3 separate regions of the Homo sapiens genome follow, and all the other regions are linked to region 1. The links are chromatin contacts, found by Hi-C or POLR2A ChIA-PET in ENCODE. All regions are on one chromosome and are shown on one strand. Each heading gives the region's core, a stretch centred on a gene start or an enhancer-like site at or near the end of the contact. The rest is flanking DNA. Distances are from core to core; before and after follow the strand shown. Region 1 has its middle 18 kb from the start of GTF2F2. Region 2 overlaps GTF2F2 (general transcription factor IIF subunit 2). Region 3 overlaps LOC107984596 (a long non-coding RNA gene).

Region 1 (4,048 bases), core at 386-2,885:
GAAATTTACAATGATTGGCCCAGACCAAACAGAAAGGGTGTAATTTCTTCAACTCTAGTCTTTTTTCTTCAGAGTATTTGTCCTGAACGCCTTCTCTTCAGCATATCCTAAACAGCCTATTTTGCAACTGGGGCCTGATTTGGTTTGCTAAAATCTTAGTCAAGTTGTTTCACTAAAATGACAACTTTTCTTTTTCATCAACTCTTAAGACTTATAAAAATGACAGTGATAACCAGTATTAGGAAGTCTGTTCCCTGGGGATGTCCCCTTTTTTCGGGAAGGGGACCTTGGGGCTCCTGCCTGGATGTTATACGTGGCTGCTGGCATGCGAGGAGCTGGGCAATCTCTCTAGCGTGCCACTGCTCCACATGCAGACTCCTCCCTTTCAGTCTGGATCTTTACTCCTGCCCTCTGAAGAGCCCTGTAGCCTCTGATTCAGAGCCTCTCCCCTTTTGATTTTTCTGGAAAATAGTTTCTACCTCCATAAAGCAAGGGAAGAGACAAAGTTAAGCTGGCAGGGCAGGTGTTGGAGATAATCTGCACAGGTGTGCACTGGCTTGGCAACAGGTTTTTAACAAATTGCAAGTCCAAGATTAGGGTGCCAGGATGGTTGGGGTCCTGGTGAAGGCTCTCTTCCTGGTGTGCGGACAGCTGCCTCCTCACTGTGACTTCACATGGTGGAGACAGAGCGCTCTCGTCTCTTGCTCTTCTATAAGGACACTAATCCCATCATGGAGGTTCCACCGTCACGACCTCATCTAAAGCTAATTACCTCCCAAAGACCCCATCTTCAAATACCATTACACTGGGGATTAGGGCTTCAACATACGAATGGGGGTAGGGTTGCAGGGAGAAAAAAAGGTTTGTTCTATTCAAGACAATCCTGAAGGGCCATTCTAACATCAGAGCTCACCAGTAGGGCTAGCTGAGTCTGTTGTTGGGCCTGCATTTATTCACCTTTCGATTTCTCCCTCTACTTATCCTGCTTCCTTCTTTTTCCTTCCAGGATCACTGATCCTAGGACTCCTTAATATACATGTTGGAGGGTAACTTCCTGAAAGTCTGTGCCCTAGGGGAACCACACTTAGGACAGTAACTGACAGCTGTTTGTAATTTATGAGTAGCTTTTGACATGTTCTCACTATCATCTTTAATCCTCACAAACAACACTGTCAGGCATTAACTATTTTTCTGCTTTTAGGATAAGAAAACTGAGTGTCAAGAGGATATTTGCCCAGGGCCATATAGCTTATTAGAAAAAAAGCTGGGGCCCTGTGCGGTGGCTCGCGCCTGTAATCTCAGCTCTTTGGTAGGCTGAGGTGGGTGGATCACTTGAGGCCAGGAGTTCAAGACCAGTCCAGCCAACATGGTGAAATCCCATCTCTACCAAAAATACAAAAATCAGCTGCGTGTGGTGGTGCATGCCTATAATCCCAGCTACTCAGGAGGCTGAGGCAAGAGAATTGCTTGAACCCAGGAGGCGGAGGTTGCGGTGAGCTGAGAATGCCCCACTGCATTCCAGCCTGGGCAACAGAGTGAGACTCTGTCTCAAAAAAAAAAAAGAAAGAAAAGAAAAGAAAAACAAAAAAAAGCTGGGATTTAATCCTGATCTCCTGACTCTGACAAAAGAAAACAAAGAAACAAATACAGGCCTGTGCCACGAGCTGGGTCACAGAATTTGATACCCAGACGCTGACTACTTACGCCTCTTTTCTATAACAAAGCTGCATTGTCATTTCTGAAAGCATACGCATTTAGATGCCAACATGTTCACCAGTTACACTCCAAAGCCAGAAACACTCAAAACATTAAAAAGACCAGCAAAATCTTAAAGTGTTCACTGTCTTAATGAGTTTTCAGATTTTCTCTCTGGGTAAATAACAGGCAAAATCTGCTGTAATTCTCTCCAAGCAATGGGGCACCTAGGACACAGAGATACCAATAGTCTCCTTAGCAACCATCCAAAATCAAGTTGCCTGAAGATGAAATCCTGATCTATTCATGCAACAGATCACATGGGGTCAGGTACTGTTTATCTCTCTAGCAGAAACCACCAGTCACTGGGATTTTAATTGTATCCTTATGATTTCTTTAAAAAAAAAAAGAAGAAGAAGAAGTAAACACAGCAGAAATGAGACCAGTTACTAATGAGCATGCAGTGAACATAAAACCTTCAGCTGGCTTCTTTAAAGCACATACTTTTGTAAAGTGTGCTTCAGAAGCCATTGCTTACATACACACACACACACACACACACACACACACACACACACGCTTTTTAGGGCTTCAGACGCTGCCTGTTATTCATTATAATTCAAAACTCACAAACCGAGCTCATTAGGTGAATGTTTGGTTCAGGAGGATTTTGCAGTCACATAGCCATTTGACTGTGATGTGTTTGCCTCACCCTGCATTGCTTTTTAATGAGCTTGCCTCCTGAAAAACCATAATACTGAGCAGTCCTGGGGTCAAACTGGAACTAAAGGATATAAATCAATGGCTTTTCTTTTTTTCTTTTTCATTAAAACAGGCTTGCTGAAGAAGCAGGTGGTAGGTGGTGACCGGTCATATAACTAACTGCTGAGTCCTTGACAGTTGCGGGTCTAAATTATATTTTCTGTCGCCTTTCAGAACACTATTTTATTTATTAATTTAACAAATATTTATTGATATGTTTTTGATATTAATATGTGTTGGGCACTCATTAAGACTTAAAAGTACAGATAAACAGTGGTATAATTAATTAACAAAATTTCTTTACCAACAAATAATCTGAACCATGTTGTTTCAACCCGTTTCTGCAAATATAGAAGACTAGAGATGCTACTGGCAGAATAGCGCCCTGTTTCTCCTATGCATAAAGAAGAGTCACACTATTTTCAAGGGCCAGTAAAGGAGCAATTTTGTAAAATCTAGTGTCTTGTCTTACAAATCAATTTTTCCTTAAGCTTTTGAAAAGAGTCACTTTGAAAATCTAACCTCTGAAGGGAAAAGAGTGCCATTTTAAAATGACAGCTGTGGCTTTTCCTTTACAGCTCTAAATGAGCTGTAAAGAGCTGTTGCTGCTAAATGAAGGCACTAGACCAAAGGCCCAAGGTACCTGGTGCCACTGAATAGTAATGGAGTTTAGTCCTGATGGTATTGCAGTTCTTTCTTTTTGCTTTCCTTTTTTTTTTTTTTTTTTTTTGAGACGGAGTCTAGCTCTGTCACTCAGGCTGGAGTGCAGTGGTGCAATCTCAGCTCCCTGCAACCTCTGCCTCCTGGATTCATGTGATTCTTCTGCCTCAGCCTCCTGAGTAGCTGGGACTACAGGCGTGCGCCACCACACCCAGCTAATTTTTGTATTTTTAGTAGAGACGGGGTTTCACCATGTTGGCCAGGATGGCCATTTTCTTTTTATTCTCCTCCCCATTTTGTTTTGTTCTGCCTAATAGCCTATTAATGGAATTTAAAAAGGTTTCAAGCCCCTTGGCTGGTGGCAAATATCAGCAAGTTTGGGCTTTATAATTACAGCTGAACCTCCTCTGCCACTTTTTCTAGCATGCCCTATGGGTTTGTTTTTAGAGATACTAGAAAGACACAACAGTAGATGCCTGACATGCTGTCAGAATCATGCTGTTTGTAAAATACTGTGAAATCTCCCATGATTTGTGGAGCAATTTTGAAAGTCAAGTCAGGGAATCTTAGACTCCTTATGGAGGGAATTTGTAGCAAGCTGGCAGCAGCAGTGGGCGTTTAATGTATGTGTTCATTCTCTTACTCCAATTTTAAGTGGGTTTCCCATCTTGAGGGAGTTGTTTTCTCCCATTTTCTCTGGCACCTGTCTTCTTATGCAAAATTGCGTGATGCTGTAAGTACTCTCATGAGATCGGGAGGTGGGGCAGGGAGTGAAAGCCTAGGGAAAAATAATTATATCAAGGAATCAGATTAAAGAGCTGTGAAACTTTAGAGCTAGAAGAGGACTGAAAAACTATTTGTCTTGTTCGCTGTTCTATCCCCAGAGCAATGAATATTCAATCAGTAATTATCGAATGTGTACATGAGTGAA
Region 2 (4,569 bases), core at 585-3,084, 41 kb after region 1:
CCCCATTCACATGCTTTAGAGGTGGCCATGGGTAACTGCTTGGTATGTAAGCCTCCAGATTACTCTCCATACAAATCATTTTGGGTGTTTAATACGGACAAAGTTTTAAAACATTGTTATGTTTTAAATCCACTAACCAGAGCAAGGTATTTTTCTAACCCCTTTAGGCTTAGTTTTGCTAACTTCAGAACATAGCACAGAAGTCTGATTTTGCTTTCCTTGTTGTTCTCTCTTGTATGTAGTTCTGAGGCTTTGGTTTACTTTGTTGCATCTTGATCTCTTCCCTAGAGTACATGGCCAGTACTTACATTCCTTGTTTTTCTCACTTTAGTCTTGAATTCTTTTGAAAGTAAAACCTCAGTAGAAGTGAGTTGAAATTATTTTATTCAAATCAGTTTCCTCAACCACAGTTGAAGAAAAAGTAAGCCCACCATTTTGTTTTTGAGATGGAGTCTGGCTCTGTTGCCCAGGCTGGAGCGCAGTGGCGTGATCTCGGCTCACTGCAACCTCCGCCTCCTGAGTTCAAGCAATTCTCGTGCCTCAGCCTCCTGAGTAGCTGGGATTATAGGCGCCTGCCACCATGCCCAGCTAATTTTTTTTATTTTTAGTAGAGACAGGGTTTCACCATGTTGGCCAGGCTGGTCTTGAACTCCTGACCTCAAGTGATCTGCCTGCCTTGGCCTCCCAAAGTGCTAGGATTACAGGCGTGAGCCACCACGTCTGGCCCTCAGAATTTCTTAAAAGGGAATCTAGTGGTTTTTACCTATGCCAATATCAGAGACAAATAAGGAGCAAATTGTGTGTGTTTGCATGTTTTATATGTAGGCAACAGGTCTAGCAGATTTTCTACCTAACGTAACACATAATCAGTCTTGTAGAAGATCTAGATACTTTTAGTGATGAGAACAGACTTATAGTAATTAGTACCCTAAGACTGCTATGAAAATGCTTGAAAACAGCTTGTTGCCTAGTTGGTCTCCTGGCTGTATTCTCCAGGCTGTCTTGTTTACTTTACTAATTTACTTAGTTTTCATTGCTGTTACTGAATTAACTAAATTCACTGTTAAACAAGTGTAGGATGGGTGGGGAATGTCTTACAGTGCATGTGACTAGGTTATCAGGATTTTAGTTGATTTTGAGCTTAATATGAGTCATCAAATTTATGAGCCGATAAACAAAAGGCTCCATTGATAGATGTCTGTTGTTTAGAATGAAGTGGAATGATAATCCTCCTCCTTACTTTGCCAGTCAGCTCACAGTGAAAACATTATGTTCAGTTCTTAGTGCTGCACTTAAAGAGAGACATGGATGAATAAGATCATTCAGTGGAGTGAGACTAGGATAATCAGAAAGCTGGAAAAAAAAATTAATGTCTTATAAGGAACATTTGAAAGTCTAGGGCTGTTAAGAGAAGATGTAGGGCAGACCAGGTAAACTGTACTCACAGATGTAGAATCAACTACTGATTCCTAGAGGCAGATTAACCTCTAAGTATGTAGGTTTATAGGTTATAGGTTATAGGTTACCTGTGGTTTAAAAAAATGTGTATTTGGGTACAAAATGAAAACAACTAAGATTTTAGAAAGGCAGTGTGGCATACTGGTTATGAGTATGGACCTGGGAATTAGCCTGAGGTTTAGTCCTTACCCTATCACTTACTAGCTATGTGACTTTGCGTAAATTGTTTACTCTGTTTCCTCATCTGAGGAGATGATATTAATACCTCATAGGTTCAAATGCATGTAAAATACGTAGTTAATAAGAGTTCTCCTGCTGTTGTAACCACGCATACTACACAGGCCAGATAGTAGATACTGCATTGTGTCTAATGTGGTGTGGGAGGACCTTCCCTCCCTACCACATCTTCCGAAGCTCAGCAGCAGCTTGCTGTGTGTCGCAGGCCAGAAACTAGGAGATCTGTATGGCGTGGCTGCTTATTCCAGAAGACAGGGCTGTGGGTGGAGAGATTGGGAGAGGCAGAGAGGAGGGAAAAGACGTGCAGCCTGGAATGCAGCTCTTCCTGAATTTGGTTCTGTCTTAATACTCGAAAAAAGGAGAGTCCAGTTGTGAATAAGATGAGAGTAACAGCTTGTTCTGACAGTTGGTAACATTTGGACCATTTTTATCAAGCAATTTATATGATATTTCTAAACCAATGTACCTGGATTATTTTTGTATCTTTGGACATCTGATGTGTGCCACATTTTAATTAGTTTATAGTTTTGCTGGTCTGGGCATGGTGGCTCACACCTGTAATCCTAACACTTTGGGAGGCTGAGGCAGGTGGATCACCTGAGGTCAGGAGTTCGAGACCAGCCTGGCCAACGTGGTGAAACCCCGTCTCTACTAAAAATACAAAAATTAGCCAGATGTGTTGGTGTGTGGCTATAATCCCAGCTCCTCGGGAGGCTGAGGCAGGAGAATCGCTTGAACCCGGGGAAGCAGAGGTTTCAGTGAGCGGAGACCTCACCATTGCACTCCAGCTTGGTCAACAAGCGCAAAACTCAGTCTCAAAAAAAAAATTAGTTTATAGTTTTGCTTTAGCTTGTTTAATTTTAAAGGCAACCTTCTTTGTACATCACCATCCTGCCTCAGAATACTTCAGTTGTCCAAATGTTTGATATATGTTATATCTTATTGATAATCATGTAGCCTGTACTAATAATATGGCTTCTCCCCGAGATTTTTATTTCTAGCTTTATTTCTTTTTTTGGTCTTTTTTTTTTTTTTTTTTTTTGAGACAGAGTCTCACTCAGTCACCCAGGCTGGAGTGCAGTGGCGCGATCTCGGCTTGGGTTCACGCCATTCTCCTGCCTCAGCCTCCCGAGTAGCTGGGACTACAGGCGCCCGCCACCACGACTGGCTAATTTTTTGTATTTTTAGTAGAGACGGGGTTTCACTGTGTTAGCCAGGTTGGTCTCGATCTCCTGACCTCGTGATCCACCCGCCTCGGCCTCCCAAAGTGCTTATTTCTAGCTTTATTTCTAAACATGTTTAACATTCTGGGTCATGTGGGGACCCGCTAATAATAAAAAGTATGGAAACAAAAAATTAATGAGACACAATTTTTCTGTTATAAAATTGACTGAGTTTAGAACAGTGTTATACTGATAATATGATGACGGGAGTTCAATTTGTTACAAACTTTCTGAAAGGCAGTCTGGCAACATATATGTGTGTGTATATAACTTACACAACATGCACACATATTCCTGCTCAAAACAACATAGAATAACAATCCCACTGTTTTCTCTGCCAGTTAGCTCACAGCTCAAGCATTTTATTCAGTTCTCGATGATGCCATTATCTAGAGAGATAGACAAATGAGCTCATCCAGTAGAGTGGGACTGGGATAATGAGAAAGCTATAAAAATTAATAAAAAAAATTCATGCCTTTCATCCAGCAATTCTGTAAATTTCTCTTTGTTTCTTTCATTCCATCAACTGCTAGGAACTTATCCCAGGGAAGTAATAGGTGAGTGATGGAAAGATTAATATATGAGGATAAATTAATAGTAAAATATTTATGCCCTTTTGACATGTCTTCATCATTCTTTGAGCACTTGTTATTTTTTTGACATAGAGAGATGTTTTAGACTCATCTTATACATTTCTGCCTAAGCCCTGGAGTTAGCCATTTCTCCAAGGGGTTGGCCATGGTTCCTTTTAGGGGAGAATGATATTTAGAAACTAAGATCTGGATACCCCAAATGCTTCTTGCTGCTTCCAAGGCCTTCTCAGTGAACAGAGCTAGGGAGCATATGTACACACACACATACCTCCCCCACACACATCCCTCTTTACATCTGTATTTCTATATTTACATATATTGAAATGAGTTTGCACTAATATATCCAGTTCCAATAAAATACCACATACTTTGTTCCAGTTTTCTTCCTTTTCTTACTTGTGCTTCTTTTCCAAAAGTGAGAAACCTGGTTCCTGTTGTCCTTAATATAGTTACTTATTTGTTTGGGCCTCTGTTCTTACTTGTTCAGTCCGTTCCCAACTCCATGTGCAAATACCCTATTCACCCTGCTTGGGCTGTAGCTCCCCTCAGTGTGCTGCCACTTTTGCTGTCCTCCACTGGGACACCCTCCTCACCCTGTTCAGGCTTTCATTCCTGTTCTGAGGTTTCTCCCCTCCTCCATAGGAATGCCTCCTTACCCCACTAAGGGTCCAGCATCCTGTTTCAGGTTGTCCTCCTATATGTGGATGCTCTCACCCGCCAGGCTCTGACACATTTCTTACTGAGCCACTCCTTTATAGCGATGCCCTCCTTACCTGACTGGGCTCTGATACCTTGCCCCTGCTTGCCTGCTTCACCCCAGTGGCATCCTCTTCACCCCATTTGGACTATGACCATCCTATCCAACCCACTCTGAAGAAGATACCTATGTTGTTTGGCTTCACCTAATGGTTTTTGAGCTCAGTTGTTCAGTTAGGGGAAGTATGAATAGGAATTAAAACAAGGCCTGGTGCGGTGGCTTATATCTGTAATCTCAGCACTTTGCGAGGCCAAGGCAGGAGGATCACTTGAGTCTAGGAGTTCGAAACCAGCTGGGGCAA
Region 3 (4,048 bases), core at 655-3,154, 46 kb before region 1:
CCCCAAGTGGCTCTGTGAGTGCAGAATGGTACAGGGGCATCCTGTAAGAAGGCCCCTATCCTCCCCTGATTTACTGTATACTACCTGCTCTCCAGGCACGTTTCTGCCCACTCTGTTTTCCCATCTCACTCCTCTTGTTCTCTCCACAGTTCCTCACACCTCAAAAGGCTTTTATTTCATTTATCACTCAGTTTTTAGGTGCAAGGAACAGAACCGACGCTGCTGGACTTAAGGAGCAAAGGAATTTATCAGAAGGATATTGGATGGCTTGCAGGAACCTGAGAGGCCCAGAGCCAGGCACTGAGGCTCTGCAGCCAGGAACAATTGCCCACAAGAAAGCCTTAGAAACACTTCTGTGCTGGACCCCACAAGTTCCACCACTGACAACACGGGATCAATAATGCGGCTACGGTCACTGCCATCATCTGCTCTGTACCGCACCTGCTTCTTCCAAACCCCTGATTTCTCATCAATCAGGGTTAGGGAAGATGTCCCTGACTGGCCTGTGCCTTCAGTTGTGCTCAAGGAGCTGGAAAAGCAAGATCTGGTACTTTCTGATTCTCTAGTGGGAATGGGTTCTGCTCAAATAGAGAAAGGGGCTTTCAAGGTTGGCCTGTCAGTATGACTAGCACACTCTACTCTTCCCTCCTGGTTTATTTTCCCACTATAGATAGAGTGGTACTTATCTAGCTGTCCTAGCCTTAAGGGGTGGGAATGCCAGGTTTACAAATAAAAATACAGGTCAGGCACAGTGGCTCACGTCTGTAATCCCAGCACTTCGGGAGGCCAAGGCAGGCAGGTTGCTTGAGCTCAGGAGTTCGAGACCAACCTGGCCAATGTGATGAAACCCCATCTCTACTAAAAACACAAAAAATTAGCCAGGCATGGTGGCACACACCTGTGGTCCCAGCTACTTGGGAGGCTAAGGCACGAGAATTGCTTGAACCCAGGAGATGGAAGCTGCAGTGAGCTGAGATCGCGCCACTGCGCTCTAGCCTGGGCAACAGAGTGAGACTCCCTATCAAAAAAAAAAAAATACGAGATGCCCAGTTATATTTAAATAAACAGCAAATTTTTTAGTGTAATTATGTTCCATGCAATATTTGGAACATATTTATTCTAACAAATTATTCATTGTTTATCTAAAATTCACTGGGCATTCTGCATCTTCTCTGGCAGCTCGCCTTAGGAGTATCTTCTCTATGCTGCACTGCCTTTTCCTAAACTGAGCCAGGCCCCGGTTTCTGAGTGTGATAAAGATGCTGAAGTGCAAAATCCACCTTCAAGATGAAAGCCAGCTGCCTGATCCTGGTTTTGAGTGCCAAAAATTCGAAATTACCCAGTCTTTCTCTCGGCTTTCCTCCCATAACAGATGTGCATGTTCCCTAATCAGACAGACGCCTGGAGCCAGCTAAAGTACAGGTTGTGTCCTTGGGAAAGTGAAGGAGAAGCACATTAAAATTTAAAAAAACGATTACCCAGTTGCAATAACTAAAAGTAGAGTAAGTGGTGCAGAAAGATTTCATGAATTTTTATACTGGGCTCTCTCAAATTCCAGTACCTCAAGTTTCCTGTGACTCACACTTTACAGGGCTTTAATAGGTGGTGAAGCTATAAAGTAATGAAACTGATTTTCATGTGTTACCACACATACATGGAGATGAGTCAACAACTACTTTTGCTCTCACCTCCCACGTCCCAGGGTGGATCCATTACTCAATTGCCGATCTGTTCCTTTAATTCAAAAAGGCAAATGATTTTCAAAGCCACTGCATTTCAATATATTATAGACAAGATGCTAAAACTGTTTCCTAAGCTTTCTTAAAATTATAAATAACACAAACGAGGCACACAACTTTGCCAAATTCTTCTAAAGCAACCCACACAAAGACTTTACTCATTTACACAAGTCTTAGACGAGGAATAATTAGACCTTCTCAAACCAATGTCAGCTCTCTCTGGGCTGCCAGACAAACCACCGTGGGATGTTTCCAAGCCACAGAAAACAAATGGTATCTGTGAGAGCTGGTGCTCGTGCTGGAATATCTTTCACTAGCCAGGCTCCATTCCTTGGGAAGAAACCCCATCTATGCTTCTCCTTAAATTAAGCCTTTTTTCAATTCCTCAAACATGCCTTGTCCTTCCCATTTTGGGGCCTTTGTGCAGTGTTCCTCCTTCTGGAACCCTCTTCTTTGCTTCATCCAGTGACCTGTCAGATCTCCGCTCAAAATCATTTCCTCTGGAAAAAGTCAGTTCCCTAAACCTCCTCACCCCAAGCCCTGTGGCTGGATCAGGGCTCCCTGTTACATGCTTTCAGAGTTCATGCTGCCACTCCTTCTTAGGCTTATAAGGCTATTGTTGTGTGATTTGGGGATTAAGGCCAACTCCTGTCTTACTCAGTCATGGATGTTTTGGCTGGGTGGCTGCTTGTCCGAAACCCCATCTCCCAGCCTTCCTTGCAGCTAGGTGTGGCCTCGTGACTGGAATCTAGCCAATGACTGCATTCAACTTCTGAGTGTAGCACTTAGAAGGAAAGGAGGGGAGCCTCCTTTTTTCTGTTTCTCCCTTCAACAGCCTGAAGGCAAATGTAATGGTGAACTGATAAGGGACAGGACAGCAGAGGGACAAAGGGAGCCTGGGTGTCCATCACCATCAATCCACCAGACTAGCTCCACTCACTATCTGGATTGTGAACCTGAGAACTGCACGACTTTCCTGGTTTGGTGGTGGTGGTGGTTGTTATTGTTGTTTGGAGACGGAGTCTCTGTTGCCCAGGCTAGAGTGCAGTGGTGTGATCTCGGCTCACTGCAACCTCTGCCTCCCAGGTTCAAGCGATTCTCCTGCCTCAGCCTCCCAAGTAGCTGTGATTGCAGGCGCATGCCACCATGCCAGACTAAGTTTTGTTTTTTGTTTTGTTTTTTGAAACGGAGTTTCTCATCACCGAGGCTGGAGTGCAGTGACGCGATCTCAGCTCACTGCAACCTCCATCTCCTGGGTACAAGTGATTCTCCTGCCTCAGCCTCCCGAGTAGCTGGGATTACAGGTGCCTGCCACCACACAGGCTAGTTTTTCATATTTTTAGTAGAGATGGGTTTTTACCATGTTGGCCAGGCAGGTCTCGAACTCCTGACCTCAGGCAATCCACCCACCTCAGCCTCCCAAAATGCTGGGATTACAGGCGTGAGCCACCACACCCAGCCTAAGTTTTGTATTTTTAGTAGAGATAGGGTTTTGCCATGTTGGCCAGGCTGCTCTCAAACTCCTGGCCTCAAGTGATCCACCTGCCTCAGCATCCCAAAATGCTGGGATTACAGGTGTGAGGCACCATGCCTGGCCATGACTTTCCTGTTTAAGCCACCGTACTGAGTCTCATGAAAGTAGCCTGTATCTAGCAAATGCAGATTGGAACCCAGAGCCACTTGATCTCAGAATCCAAGCTCTGAATGACCACCACATGATGTTTTCCACACCATGGGCCTCTTCTCTATTATACATGTTACAATACATCTTAACATTTCACAGATCATATAGCAGACCACTTTGATGAACGTGGGGCTCACTTCCTGGATCTGTACTAGATCCCAGAGTGAATATGGTGCCCTCCAATTCATGCAATTCTCCTGCCTCAGCCTCCCAAGTAGCTGGGATTACAGGCATGCACCACCACACCTGGCTAATTTTTTGTACTTTTAGTAGAGACAGGGTTTCACCATGTCGGCCAGGCTGGTCTTGAACTCCTAACCTCAAGTGATTCACCCACCTCGACCTTCCAAAGTGCTGGGATTACAGGTGTGAGCCACTGTACCCAGCCACGTTGTATGTTTGCCATACTTTTTCCTTCTCACTCAATTTCCATCTATGTTTTTAAACCCCTGAGAGTCTCTGATAAGGTCCTCAGGACCACCTTTGTTTCTATTATTATTAATAAGTAACTTGGTTCCCAGCGTGCCCTCACCCCTGCCCCATCACACTCAGGAGAAAGGAAAGCTGACCATGATGGAGAGTCCTGATCTTTCTTGGAGGCCAGCATCACTCAAGGCTGTTCCAC

What was found. A loop is a pair of places that touch in the nucleus more often than their neighbours do. ChIA-PET counts read pairs that join two places held with the same protein, here RNA polymerase II (POLR2A). Pooled maps may share reads with other maps.
Region 2: a map of naive thymus-derived CD4-positive, alpha-beta T cell shows a loop between it and region 1 (2.8-fold over the local background). The contact joins two enhancer-like sites. A Hi-C loop is called at or near these places in 1 of 168 maps with a recorded cell type or tissue (naive thymus-derived CD4-positive, alpha-beta T cell), 4 of 37 single-sample maps with no recorded cell type and 5 of 50 pooled maps. POLR2A ChIA-PET finds 5 or more read pairs at or near these places in 10 of 52 experiments (BJ, Caco-2, GM12878 and 6 more).
Region 3: a loop to region 1 is called in a map of dorsolateral prefrontal cortex, with 6 times the contacts of the local background. The contact joins two enhancer-like sites. A Hi-C loop is called at or near these places in 10 of 168 maps with a recorded cell type or tissue (CD4-positive, alpha-beta T cell, IMR-90, aorta and 6 more), 18 of 37 single-sample maps with no recorded cell type and 22 of 50 pooled maps. POLR2A ChIA-PET finds 5 or more read pairs at or near these places in 9 of 52 experiments (AG04450, CD8-positive, alpha-beta memory T cell, Caco-2 and 5 more).

What each region holds. Positions count from the first base shown.
Region 1 is chr13:45,100,701-45,104,748 of GRCh38, forward strand. No RefSeq gene overlaps it. Among named protein-coding and RNA genes, the nearest start is that of GTF2F2, 18 kb to the right of the region's middle. Within about 2 kb of position 1,636, at least 2 of the 41 ENCODE cell types and tissues checked have a DNase peak (open chromatin) inside an H3K27ac peak, as active enhancers do; they include dorsolateral prefrontal cortex, where a contact is called at or near this core.
Region 2 is chr13:45,141,742-45,146,310 of GRCh38, forward strand. The region is part of intron 2 of GTF2F2 (general transcription factor IIF subunit 2); the gene reads left to right. Among named protein-coding and RNA genes, the nearest start is that of GTF2F2, 24 kb to the left of the region's middle. Within about 2 kb of position 1,835, at least 6 of the 41 ENCODE cell types and tissues checked have a DNase peak (open chromatin) inside an H3K27ac peak, as active enhancers do.
Region 3 is chr13:45,054,092-45,058,139 of GRCh38, forward strand. It overlaps LOC107984596 (a long non-coding RNA gene), which reads left to right. Exons shown (of 3, transcript XR_001749861.1): 2 at 192-547. Among named protein-coding and RNA genes, the nearest start is that of GTF2F2, 64 kb to the right of the region's middle. RefSeq lists enhancers at 1,394-2,593, 2,323-2,617. Within about 2 kb of position 1,905, at least 13 of the 41 ENCODE cell types and tissues checked have a DNase peak (open chromatin) inside an H3K27ac peak, as active enhancers do; they include dorsolateral prefrontal cortex, where a contact is called at or near this core.